Regions from separate parts of the Homo sapiens genome. Here regions 1 and 3 are each linked to region 2. A link is a contact called in ENCODE Hi-C or POLR2A ChIA-PET data. All regions are on one chromosome and are shown on one strand. The core of a region is the stretch at or near the end of the contact, and the rest is flanking DNA. Distances in the headings are between cores, read along the strand shown.

Region 1 (4,069 bases), core at 1,213-3,712, 2.4 Mb before region 2:
GTCCCTGAATTATAAACTGTCTATAAAGTTACCTGGAAACTGCTTACACATTATTTATAGATTTACCTCACTATATTGGCTACAATTTATTTGATTTAAAATCTTCTGAGCCCAAGGTAATTATTAATTACCACTAAGAAAAAAATGAGTATAAATATCACAAGTATATGGAGTTTCATAGTCTAGAGTTTCTTAGTTGGCACATAGCCTGAGAGAATATTCTAATTTGGCAGCTGCAATGAAGACATAAGGTCTAACTAACATTAACCAATATTCAGATTTACTGTCATTTATTGAGCACCTATAATGTGCCAACCAGAATGCTGGGGACTACAAAAATGACTGAGGAAATCCTTGCCCATGAGGTGCAAGTCTAGGGAGTAATGCCTCTGTAGATTTTGTGTAATATTCAAATTTTGTGTATTTTTTTTTTTTTTGCAGATGAGAAACCTGAGACTCACAGACACAAAGTGGTAACTGGTTTAAGAACAGGAATCCAGGCCAATCTCACTCTAAAACCATGCTTTCTCTAATACACCAATTTTCATCTTAATTCTCAATGAGAATAAAAATGTACAAAATATCAATACTGAAAAGAGTAACAGCTCCTTACAGCTAGGCTCTATCAAACATGTTAGTGGTATCTGATCCTCATAACTCTTTAGGACAGGCTAGGTGGGTGTTATACAGTCTTATAAATAAGGAAACACTCAGTGTGGTTTAAGTGACTTACCCAAGGTTACATGGCTGTTAAGTGGCAGAGCCAGTGTCTTTCAAATCAATTCCTGAAATTAATACAGTCCCTTGGATCAATCTTCAAAATCCAGCTGTGGCCAAGAACGAAAGTATATAGTATCAAAACATTTCTCTTTCTTGGTGAAACAAAGTAATGATTTTTTTTTTGGCAGTGAAAAATTTCTCAATATTCCATGTAAAAAGAAATTCAGAGGAATGTTCATGCAACCCTATTACGTAATGCAAATTTAAATAATTTATCTAACAAGCCGACTTGAGGATTTTGCAGAAGTTAGGAAAAAATAGCTCTGGAAACTTCTCCCAATAATTGTGTATTTTGTTTTACCTCAGAATTTAGGTACTGGACTCAACACTATTGGTTTTACTGACAACATTTTCTAATGAGAATGGAACAATAAATTGCACATTGCTATTTTAATCTAAACTAAAAATACAATCTAACGAGTGATTCTGCAACCAAGCACAATAGGCAGAAAAACAGCATAAAAAGATATGACACAGTGGTGTGACCTATATATCTTCTAACGCAGTTTCCTACTCTGGTCCTACATTTCTTTGCCACTGTTTCTTATACTGGCTGGAATAAATCTAAAAGATAAAAAAATGCTTATTCGTTTCACCTAGAATGCAACTACCTTATCGATTACGGTTAAGTAAAATAGCTCACTGCCAGGGCAGAAAAAACATCTTTAGGGCTCCCCTGAAGTTAATTTTCAACGAGTTAGTGAGGTAAAGGAATGAAGGGCCAGGCTTTCTTTTAATCAATAATGCAACCCATACTCTGAGTGAGAGGGGAGTACTGGAGAAAGTGCAAACTCAAAGAGGTGATAAATCCAGTAATTGCCTGAGAAGAGCGATGCAGACTGATAGCAAATTACAGCCCACTGCAGAAACTTAAAAATACCGCCTTGGGGTTGGGAAAGTGGCCGCCACCTTATTAATCATCCCGGCCTTCTACACAAACCATTCATTCCGATGCCCCCAGGTCTTAAGAGGTGGGAACTTTCCCTGATGGTCTCCGTGATCTCTGGAGACATCATTCTATCTCCAGAGGATGGTAATAAATGCAGAAGACCAGGGCTGCGTTTCTGTAGTAGCTTTTTCTACACCACGCACTGGCTAAAGGACTGAGGTGATGGGTCGGGAATGAGGGAGCTTAGAAAATTAATCAAAAGATGCTGTGAGAACATCGTGGCTGGGTCCATCCCGGCTGGCCTAAGCGATCTCACATTTGCAGAAAGAAGCAACGCCTGGAGAAGGAAGCAACGCCTGCGGGCGGGCCGGGCTGGTGACAGTATGCAGGGAGCAGCAAGTTCCCCCCACCCCCAGCTGCAGGGCAAGCCCAGAGTCTCCGCAGGCCTTGCTGCACAGAAGACAGAACCGGGACACGGAACTTGGGGCTTGTGGCTAGCACCGGGCGGGGGTCGGCCGGCTGAGGAGGAAGCGAGCGCCGGCAGAGGCCTGAGGGGAGGATGCACATGGCCGGCGGCGGCGCTAACAGCGGGCGGAGGGGCGGCCCCGGGGCGCGGTACCTGCGGTCAGGCGGCGGCTGCTGCTTCCGCGAGCCTCGTTTGGCCAGCCAGGACCCGGCCGTGCCCTCGCCCTCGTCCTTGCCCACCTCTCTCCCGGCTCTTTTCCCTCTTTTCCCCCGGTTTCCCCCTCCTCATCCGGAGCTCCAAAATGGCGGCGCTGGGGACGGATCACGTGAGCCGCGGGTGGGTCAGGTGACCCGAATGGCGGGCAGCGGGGGCGGGGCGAGGCTCAGGCCCCGCCTACCGGCGTCCCGGGCCGCCGAGGCTGGACCCGCGAGAGGGAGGCTCCCCAGCCGGTTTAGCCCCTTGCAAACCCTGGCTCCCGGGCGGGGTTCGGGCCCAGTTGTCTGGCTCTCATGGCCCCTTCCAGACGTCTAGATTTAGAAGTCACCGTGTATTCACTTTGGCATCTCCCCACGTCGCCTAAATCCGCTGTGGGCTAGCCTTATCACCCCACTCACCCCGCAATTGGCTTTCAACAATGGGCATTGGGGTTTTTTTTTTTTTTTTCTTTAGCCTTGTGCTTCTGGATTTGTATTAGTTCCTTTGGTAGGACTGTACATTTCAAGGTGTTCTTGGCTAAAATATAGAGGTCCTAGCCAGATTCGCAGCTTGGCGTTAAGGGGTGCCTGTTAAGGGCCAGAGCTGGCCCTGGGGAATCTCTTTGCTTGAGAGATTCAGGATTTTCAGGGTTTGTAGGACCAGACCCAGTAACACAAGCTCAGCCCTCCGAGGGCACGATGGTGTTTGTCATTCGGATCTGTTCTATGAAAGATACTAGGGTGGTTCTCCTGCTAACAGTGAAAAACGGACTAAGTGAAGCATTCCAGCCAATTTCACCAAAAATGCTGGATAGTTTTGCCGTATTAGGAACTACGCAGCATGGTGCTTGGGTCTGGACTCCGGGTGAGCGGTGGGCATGAGCAAGGGTGTAAAACTGAAGATTCTGGCCATTGTAGTGGAATGGACTCATTTGGTGAGATACCTCTTGGGGATCTGTTCCAGATCTTTTTAGAGGCCTTTACAGCTGGCTGGGCTGTCCACGGTCCTGGGAGGAAGATCCAACAAAATTTAGAATCAGACAGGCTGATAATTCCTGTTACTGTATTTCAGAATTCAAATTCATCTGAATTTGGGGGTTAGGAAACCAGCAAAGTTAGAATTTTTATTTTTATTTTTATTTTATTTTTTTGAGTCAGAGTCTCACTCTCTCCCCAGGCTGGAGTGCAGGGGCGCAATCTCGGCTCACTGCAACCTCCACCTCCCAGGTTCAAGTGATTCTCCTGCCTCAGCCTCCCGAGTAGCTGGCACTACAGGGCGTGCCACCATGCCCAGCTAATTTTTTTGTATTTTTAGTAGAGACGGGGTTTCACCATGTTGGCCAGGATGGTCTCGATCTCTTGACATCATGATCCGCCCGCCTCAGCCTCCCAAAGTGCTGGGGTTACCGGCGTGAGCCACCGCGCCCGGCTGCAAAGTTAGAATTCTGCTATTCCACAGAATCCTTTGCCAATTAGACCAAATAGCTGTGAAAAAATAAAATGTTGAGTAATTTTTTTTTCGATAAAAGGTAAGAGATTGAGCAGGAGACTAGCATGGAAGGGTGGAAAGAAAAAACAGTGAAGAAAACCCAGAAATACGAAGTGTTGAAAGGGAGAACAAACAAGTAATATGAGAAATTCCTTGCCTTGGGCTATTGGCACAAACAATCCTAACTTATCATTATCTGAAGAGAGGCTTTTCGTTAGTCATGTCTTAAGTGTAATGTCCATGAATCTGAA
Region 2 (4,420 bases), core at 1,440-3,939:
AAATAAATTGCTTCACAAAAAATTTTCACTGCCGATTTACTGGGTAGTTTTCCTGTACTACACTATAATTACAGTGCAGCTATCTAATCAGTTTATTTTGTGGCCTTGTGGGTCTCCTGTCCACTGAAGCAAATGCTTCTATTAAATAAAGATAGATTAAATACTGACGCGCTTTTTCCTGAACTGGGGATAATTTTACACACCCATGACAGATATACGTGGTTATTTTGTGTGCCGAATTAACATTAACACAACACAGAAAAATAATTTGGTAGCACAGTCAATGTCTACAGAAAACAGTCATTCAGTTTGCCACAAGACTGTAACTGAAAAAGCAGTTACTCTCTCTTCCAATGTAACTCAACACGATACCAGAAAGCTGTTCAGAGCACCCCAAAAAGTATCCTTTGCATTTCAGTCACACTAACATCAGAATAAAACTAAGGATATCTTTTTAATATGCCAAATGGCAGAAAACATATCAAGTCAGCATTATGCACGTATTATACACTGAAGGAGGTGAAATTAACCCACTGCAGCAGAGGAAAGGCAATAGAAACACCATCCTCTGAGGGTCTGTGTCACATTCTCTGAAAGAATAAAAAATGCCAAGTTTTGGCAAAAGGAGTAAGATTTCATGAGGGGCTGTTTTTTCTTTCTTCTTTTTCTATCTTTCTCTTTTAAAAAAATACATTAATGTCTTCTAATTTAAAGACGCCAAACTAGTTAAGTTTTATATATATATATATATATATATATATATATATATATATATATATATATATATGAATGACAGGGTCTCACTCTGTCGCCCAGGGTGAAGTGCAGTTGCATGACCATGGCCCACTGCAGCCTCAAACGCCTGAGCTCAAGTGATCCTCTCACCTCAGCCTCCCAAGTACGTGGGACTACAAGCGTGCACCACCATGGCCCGGCTAATTTTTTGTATTTTTTTGTATAGACGGAGGTCTCCCTGTGTTGCCCAGGCTGATCTCGAACTCCTTGGCTTCAAGCAATTCCACGACCTTGACATCCCAAGCAGCTGGGATTACAGGTTTGAGTCACCACCCTAGCCACTGGATTTTTAAACCTTCATCTTGAAAACATGGCTTCCAAACCTAACAGTTGCGTTATTAGAGAAAAATGGCTGAGAAATGAAAATCCAACCCACAAAATAATTTAAACCAACCAGAACAAAGAAAGATTCCCGCAGTTCATCCCAACAGGTGGTTTCCAAGCAAACGAGGGTTTTTTAAGTTCTATCAAAACCCCCATCTAGTAGAACTGAGTATATTTTTGTATCTATGTAAACAGTCGTTCTTATACAGGAATGTTCAATTAAAAAGTTAAGAACTTTTAAACTGCTTATAGTGTTGAAGCAACTTCCTAACCCTTTATAATCCATGCTCTTCCAAACATGACATAAAATATTTTAAGCAAATTAAATACTGCTTTTCAAAGTAACAATTTCAAGACACTTGAGGGGACAGAATCAATCTGAAAGACCACAGAATCCACAGAAAAATCAGATTTAACAATAAAACTATTTCTTAAATTGGGAATACTTCTTTATATAAAGTCCCACTAGGAAACACAAAACTTTGTACCCTTTTCACCAGTAGTTTAAAACTCATTTATTATACGATGAAATTAAAATTTGTAAAAATGAGCCGGGTGCGGTGACTCAGGCCTATAATCCCAACACTTTGGGAGGCGAGGTGGGGAAGGGTAGGAGGGGGAGGATCGCTTGAGGCCAGAAGTTCGAGATTAGCCTGGGCAACATAGTGAGACTCTCTTTTTTTTTTAATGTTTAAATGGCATTATATTGTGACAAATATTAAATAACCAAATATTGCACAGGAAGCATTATCATGACAAACGCGGTAAAACTTTTCCGTGCAATCAAAGAGCAACAAACAGTACACATTTTAAGCAATGTTTAGGTCATTACAAGCTACAAATATTAAGGCGAACGCTTCCGTTGACAGCGTGCTGCCCCCGCCCCCAAATTCCCACGCGCTGCCGCACGCCTTCAGCTCAGAAGCCCCCTTTCCTGGGCAGGCGAACGGGCTGCACACCCCTCACTCCGCTGCGAAGTCAAAGGGCTGCAGACAAAGACAACAGAAGCACGTGACAAAAGTTTATCCCCGTTCCCTCCGGGGGCCCGGGCAGCTGGGCCTAGGCCACGCGGGGCGGCGGCCCAGAGCACAGGCAGGGGCAGCCCGGCGGGCGGAGGCGGAAGCGGCGCGGGGCTGCTAGTTACCTTTTCCTGCTCCTCGCGCAGCCGCGCCACATCCGGGGCGCGCAACGGAACCAGGGCAGGGGCCGGGGCCGAAGGGGGCGAGGGGTCGGGGGGCGTCTCCACGGTGGGCGCCTCCATGACGGGCCCGCGGGCCTCAGCGCGGCGTGTGAGTCCTGAACCAGCGCCTGCGCAGGCGGCGCGGCCGGCAGTTGCCCAGCGCCCGCGCGCCCGCCCTCAGGCACCGCGCGCCCCGCGCCCAGGAGGCCGCGCCCGCCGCCGCCGCTGCTGTTCGCGTCCGCGCCGCCCGCTGCCGCATCTCACACGTGCATGTCCCCGCCGCCGCCGCCCCGCAGCGGGCTCCGAGTAGCAGGCCGCCTGCCAGGTACCGAGACGCCTCTCCGGTGCGGGCCCAGCCAGGCGTCGCGTGGCGGCCGCGCCTCCCCACACGCCCCGCCTCTCGCGGCACGCCGGAAGCAAGCGCGCAGGCCCCGCCCCCGACACGCCCAGCTCGCGCAGGCCCCGCCCCCAGGGGAGTGCGCTTGATGCGAACCGCGTGGCTGGGGCTGGCGGTGTCCGCGCTGGGCTGCGTTTGTATCCCTCTGGAAGCTTACATTTTATGCCGATATTTCTTTCTTTTTTTTTTTTTGAGATTACGTATATGAAAGCACTAAATATAGGCTTTGGAACCTTAAAAAAAAAAAGCTTACATTCTATAGAAGCTCCACGCCCAGGAAACGCTCGGCAACAAGAGCCGCGTGTCGCCTTGAGTGCCCCATCTCCCTCCCCGTCGTTTGGCGCTGCATCTGTATCTAGGAGCTTAATTCATGTACTAGAGCTGTTTCATAAGCACATTTAATTTTAGCAAATTCAACTCTTTCTGTGCCTTTTTAGTGAGTTGAAATATACAATTATATTTTGCATGTTCATTAATTACTGTACACATTGTATTTTCTCTTATATAAATTAAGCTACTGTACTAATTTTAATATGCTGCTATGAATGGACTAAGAAATTTTCCAAGGATAACTTTGCCCCCACTTTTCTTTTTTTTTTTTTTTTTTTTAAGAGACTGAGTCTTGGTCTGTCGCCCGGGCTGGAGTGCAGTAGTGCCATCATTTCTCACTGCAGCCTCAAACTCCTAGACTCAAGCGATCTTCCCACCTCAGCCTCAGGAGTAGCTGGGACCACTGGCCCGCACCAACACATCCTGTTAATTTTTCTATTTTTTGTAGAGGCGGGGTCTCCCTATGTTGCCCAGGCTGGTCTTGACATTAAGCGAGCCTCCTGTCTTAGCTAACCTCCTGTCTTGGATTCCCTGAAGTGCTAGGATTACAGGTGTGAGCTACCACACCTGGCCGTTCCAATTATTTTAGAACTCCTGTGCCCACTTCCTCCTACAGCCCTTTGTACAGCCTCCTATTAACCTAACTGCGTGAAAGTGGCCTTGCCTTATCTGCTGCAGTCGCTAGCAGTAAAGATGGGTCGTGTTCGTTCCACATCATACAGACAAGTCTAGGCAGAGAGATGCCTGCAGAGTCACAGCCTGGTGTGCCTGCTTGCTCTGCTTCTCTTCCCTCACTCCTGCCCAGCTCCCAAGTCCAGATCCACCCTTTTTTTCCTTTTTATGGCTTCAAAGGAAGAAAGCAAGGACAACTTGGGAAAAGATAAATGTTCATTCCTGTCTTTTCCTCACTGCATATCCAACCATCATCACCTCTGGAACAGCCAGGACCTGACCATTGTTACCATCTCTTCTACCACCACCATCCTCTCTCCATCCCCAGCCACCTCAGCAACCATTGATCTGGCCTTGCTGCCCCTACTCTTGTCCCTTGTAATGGAGATCGGCTGCTGCCCACCCCACTTCCCCTCGTTTAGGGGCTTAACCCGCGACCACATAGTCCTGTGCCTGTAGGAAGCTGACCCACCCCCTAGCTCCAGGCAAAGGGGGTGATGCATCTCCCTTCTAAATAGTTGGTTCAAGAATGGGTGTGCGATGTCGTCCAAACAGAGACTTCCTGGAGGCTTCTGGGAAGGTTCTTTTTTTTTTCCTCTGTTGCCCAGGCTGGAGTGCAATGGTGCCATCTTGGCTCACTGCACCCTCTGCCTCTTGGGTTCAAGCGATTCTCCTGCCTCAGCCTCCTGAGTAGCTGGGACTACAGGCGCGTGCCACCACAC
Region 3 (4,221 bases), core at 335-2,834, 2.1 Mb after region 2:
TTTTCTCCTCTGCTCTTAGCATCTCCTGGGTAAACCAATAATTACTCTCCCTCATGTCTCAAAATTCACATCTATCTAAAAGGCGCTAGTGAGGGTGACATTTCCAGGAAGCCATAGCCCATGTCACCCCCTGCAAAGCTGTGACCTTTTCCGCGGGCAGGCCAGGCGGCGGAGTTCTCCCAAAAGCGGATGAACTGGCACTCTGGCTGGAGAAAGCAGAGAGCAGCAGCACAATGGACAGCGTCTGGGACCTCAGGCCGATTCCACAGCAGCTTAGGAAAGCAGGAGGCCCCCTGGGCGGGAGGAGGCTTGATGCTCTGGAGGGAAACGGAACTGAGCAGCGGGAGGTGGGGTGAGCCTGAGACCCGACCGATTTTGGCAAAGGCGAGGCGCACTTTGCAGTATCATACTCTCCTCACTGCCCAGCCCAGACCTGCCCTTCAAGTCCCTCTATGGACTCACTCCCCTTAGCCAGGGGTGGCACAGATTCAGTAGCCAGCATGGGTTTGGAAACAGAGGTCAACACCGCCCTGCCCCTCCCTGCGGGGCTGCGCAACACCCTTGAACCCTGCGCATGCTGAGACTGTAGTCCCATAGCCCTGCGACCAACGGCCGGAAGCAGCTAAGACACTATTACCAGCATGCCCGGCAGGAGGGCACCGCGCTGCCCCCCCCCCTCAAGGGACCAGCATCATCCCCACTCCCGTAGCATACTGGGATTGTAGTCCCGCAGCTCTGCCACCAACAGCCAGAAGCAGTTAAAAAACTGTTCCTCTCAGCATGCCCTGCAAGGCGCGCACCGCTGCTGTACCTCCCTTAACGTATCCGTAACCTCCCTCAACGTATCCGTACCTCCCTCAACGTATCCATACCTCCCTCAAGGTATCCGTACCTTCCTCAAGCTATCCGCACCACCCTCTCTTCCATTTCATGCGAAGATTGTAGTCCCGCAGCCCTGCGACCAGCGGCCGGAAGCAGCTAAGATGCTACTGCTCCCAGCATGCCCCGCGAGGCGCGCACAGCACAGGCCCTCTCTCAAGGTCACCACCTCCACTCCCGTTGTATGCTGGGATTGTAGTCCGGCCGCCCTGTGACTAACGGCTGGAACCGCCTAAGACACCACCCCAGCCAGCATGGCCGGCAGGAGCGCACCGCGCTGTCTCCCTCCAGGGATCCGCACCGCCCTACAATCCTGCTTTGTGCTGAGATTGTAGTCCTGCAGGCGTACAACTAACAAGCTGGGTGCAGATAAGAGACTACAGCTCCCCGCATCCCAAGCAAAGGTCCCTCCTCTACGGAGCCCCTCCACGCGTCCACTGCGGTTCCGCCGTGCCAAGGGGAGCTTGGCTGTTCACGGGCCTCACCTGCTAGCGAGAAGATAGCTTGGCCGGGCGGCTGATCTCACCTTGTAATTCTGACACTGTGTCTCCCGGGCTTGTCGGCTTCATGACTTGTGCCCAAAGTTTGATTTCTCGCAGACCAGGTAAAAGCCAAGAGGCTCTCATAGGCGCCTTGGCAGAGTTGCCATTGGAACGGGCGTCCTCTAGTAGCTGGGATCTCCCCGCCCCTTCCTCCTGAGGGGCCACTCCTTTCTGCCCCACCCTTCTTATTGCCCCACCCTTTGCCACACTCCTTCAGAGATGCGCAGTGCTGCCCCTTTCTATGGGCAGGGCCGAAGGTCCGCGTGTAAAAGTACCCAGTCCCTGGTAACCTGACACTTCCCTTTTAAAAGCCACCTTTTGTCTATCTCTGGCCTGCCACGATTCTTCCTGTGCTCCATAGGAGGACCCATTGGACCCCCGGGCTGGCTGCAGGGCCCACACCTGGGTTAGACCTCGCACAGGGACGCTGCTGCCACTGTAATAAAGCGTGCCTACACGCTTCTGAAACTGGTGTAGGAACAACCTCAGTTCTGTGAAAGGCGGACGCAGCAGGACAGAATCTCCGTGGACATCTGTCTGGAGGAGCAATTTTACTGCGACATTTTAAAGAAACAAATTTAATTGATTTCCAAGGTAAGAAATTAAACCTTGAAAACTAAACTGAAAAGTCATCTGTGTTTGACAAGTCAGACTTTCTCCAAGAAGAAAACTAAGGAGTGCATATTTTCCATTATTATAAATAGTGAAAATGAGAAATCATAGCAACTCCCTGGAAAATCTTGCTCTGCCAGTTTTCTAAATCACAGTAGGGCCTCGATATGGTTTTATTTGTTTTTGTTTTTGTTTTGGAGTGTGTTCACCTTTTGAATATAAGAATTTGCGGTTTTGACCAAGTTTTTAAATTTTCAGCTATTGTTTATTTGTTTTTGTATTATATTTAATTTTTCTGTCTCTCCCTCTCTGTCTCAGACTCAATCATTTCACAGGTCTCTTAGGCCTCTTTTCATTTTCTTTAAACTTGTTTCAGTCTTCAGATTGGATGGTTTATATTGCTGTCTTCTGTTTCTACTCTGTAAACTAAAAGTTCTTTTTATTTTATTATTTTATTGTCTTCTATTTTACTCTTTTTATAATTTCCATGTCTCTGCTGAGACTCTACATGAGTTAATTCATTATGAGAATATTTTCCTTTACCCCCATGAACGTACTTATAATAGCTGCCCTGAAATACTTGTCTGCTGATTACATCATCTCGGACATCTTAGAAATAGCTTCTGCTGCCTGCTTTTTATCTTGTGTATAGTTTGCATGTTACATTTCTTCACACATTTTATGAATTTTAATATTGTGTAATAGAAATTATAAATATTAGTTATAGAGACTAAATTCTGTTGTATTCTTTGGAAGAGCATTGTTATTATTTGAAGAGGGGGTAAATGTGGCTGAATTCAAACAGAATAATTATCTTCCCTACGGTGGGAAAGGTTGAAATTCTCATTCAGTCACACACACGTATGTATGTATTGTATATAGATGAATGTTTCTATGTAACTATATATAATATTTTATCCAGATTGTATCATTGTTATCTGTGAGAGTGTTAGTTTAGCAAGCTACTCCAGTATTACCGGAAGCCAGAACTTCAGTTTTGTTTTCTTACTGGATTTTATGTAAATGAGAGTATCTACTATGGATAGTTTTACACCTACTTTTTCTTTTTTTCTTTTTTAGTTATTTGAGACAGAGTCTCGCTCTGTCACCAGGCTGTACAGTGCCGTGGCCTGTCTCGGCTCACTGCAACCTCCACCTCCTGGGTTCAAGCGATTCTTATGCCTCAGCCTCCCAAGTATCTGGGACTACAGGCATGCGCCACCACGCCCAGCTGATTTTTGTATTTTTAGTAGAGACGGGGTTTCACCATGTTGACCAGGATGGTCTCAATCTCTTGACCTCGTTATCCGGCTGCCTCCTCCTCCCAAAGTGCTGGGATTACAGGCGTGAGCCACCATGCCTGGCCACATCTACTTTTTTAAATGTGTCATTATATTTGTGATATTGTCATGATGTTTTCTACTTATATTTTATTCAAAAATTTTATACTTTAAGTTCTTACCTTTAGGTCTTTGATGCATTTTTATTTGTTTATGGTGTAGGGTAAATGTTCAACTTCATCCTTTTGCTTGTGGATATCCATTTTTTCCCAGCACCAATTGTTATAAAGACAGTCCTTTGCCCATTGAACGGTCTTTGTATCCCCATCAAAAATTATTTGACCATATGCTGCTTTATACTGTTCCAGTGTCCATATGTGTGTCTCTTTGCCAGTACCACACTATTTTGGAACTTTGTATTAAGCTTTGGAATGAATAAGTGTACATTTTGTAACACTGGACTTCTTTTTCAAGATAATTTTGACTCATTGGGGTCCCTTGAGATTCCATATGAAATTTAGGTAGGATTTTTCTATTTCTGCAAAATAGAATTTTTTGCTTTTTTTGTTACTCCCGACGTATTTTATTCTTTTCAGTGCTATTGTAAATGTGCTTGTTTGCTTAGTTTTGTTTTCTAATTATTCATCATTACTGTATAGAAACACAAGTGATATTTGCATGTTAATTTTGTATGCTGCTACTATGCTGAATTTATTAGTTGTAATACTTTTTGTGTGGATCTGTGAAATCTCTAGAGCTTTCCACATAAAATTATATTATCTGTAGGCTAGAGTAATTTTACCTCTACATTTCCAATTTGGATAGTTTGTTTCTTTTTAATTCTTAATTTGACTAGAACTTCCAACACTATGTGGAATAGAAATAGCAAAAGCAGACACCTTTGCCTT

The links. A loop is a pair of places that touch in the nucleus more often than their neighbours do. ChIA-PET counts read pairs that join two places held with the same protein, here RNA polymerase II (POLR2A). Pooled maps may share reads with other maps.
Region 1: a loop to region 2 is called in a map of CD8-positive, alpha-beta T cell, with 20 times the contacts of the local background. The contact joins the promoter of ZNF507 here to the promoter of URI1 in region 2. A Hi-C loop is called at or near these places in 4 of 168 maps with a recorded cell type or tissue (CD4-positive, alpha-beta T cell, CD8-positive, alpha-beta T cell and naive thymus-derived CD4-positive, alpha-beta T cell) and 11 of 50 pooled maps. POLR2A ChIA-PET finds 5 or more read pairs at or near these places in 1 of 52 experiments (T-cell).
Region 3: a map of CD8-positive, alpha-beta T cell shows a loop between it and region 2 (19-fold over the local background). The contact joins the promoter of LINC02987 here to the promoter of URI1 in region 2. A Hi-C loop is called at or near these places in 2 of 168 maps with a recorded cell type or tissue (CD4-positive, alpha-beta T cell and CD8-positive, alpha-beta T cell) and 11 of 50 pooled maps. POLR2A ChIA-PET finds 5 or more read pairs at or near these places in 3 of 52 experiments (CD4-positive, alpha-beta T cell, CD8-positive, alpha-beta memory T cell and activated B cell).

The regions. Positions count from the first base shown.
Region 1 is chr19:32,344,003-32,348,071 of GRCh38, reverse strand. It overlaps ZNF507 (zinc finger protein 507), which reads right to left and starts at 2,462. Exons shown (of 7, transcript NM_001136156.2): 1 at 2,289-2,462; 2 at 734-827. It overlaps LOC124904689 (a long non-coding RNA gene), which reads left to right. Exons shown (of 2, transcript XR_007067225.1): 2 at 442-587. RefSeq lists silencers at 2,289-2,478, 2,509-2,638.
Region 2 is chr19:29,940,508-29,944,927 of GRCh38, reverse strand. URI1 (URI1 prefoldin like chaperone) reads right to left here and starts at 2,689. Exons shown (of 11, transcript NM_003796.3): 1 at 2,264-2,689. The coding sequence starts at 2,380. RefSeq lists a silencer at 2,164-2,833 and an enhancer at 2,854-2,943.
Region 3 is chr19:27,790,794-27,795,014 of GRCh38, reverse strand. LINC02987 (long intergenic non-protein coding RNA 2987) reads right to left here and starts at 1,584. Exons shown (of 7, transcript NR_146733.1): 1 at 1,406-1,584. LINC00662 (long intergenic non-protein coding RNA 662) reads left to right here and starts at 1,075. Exons shown (of 3, transcript NR_027301.1): 1 at 1,075-1,483; 2 at 1,783-2,015; 3 at 3,114-4,221. RefSeq lists an enhancer at 863-1,342.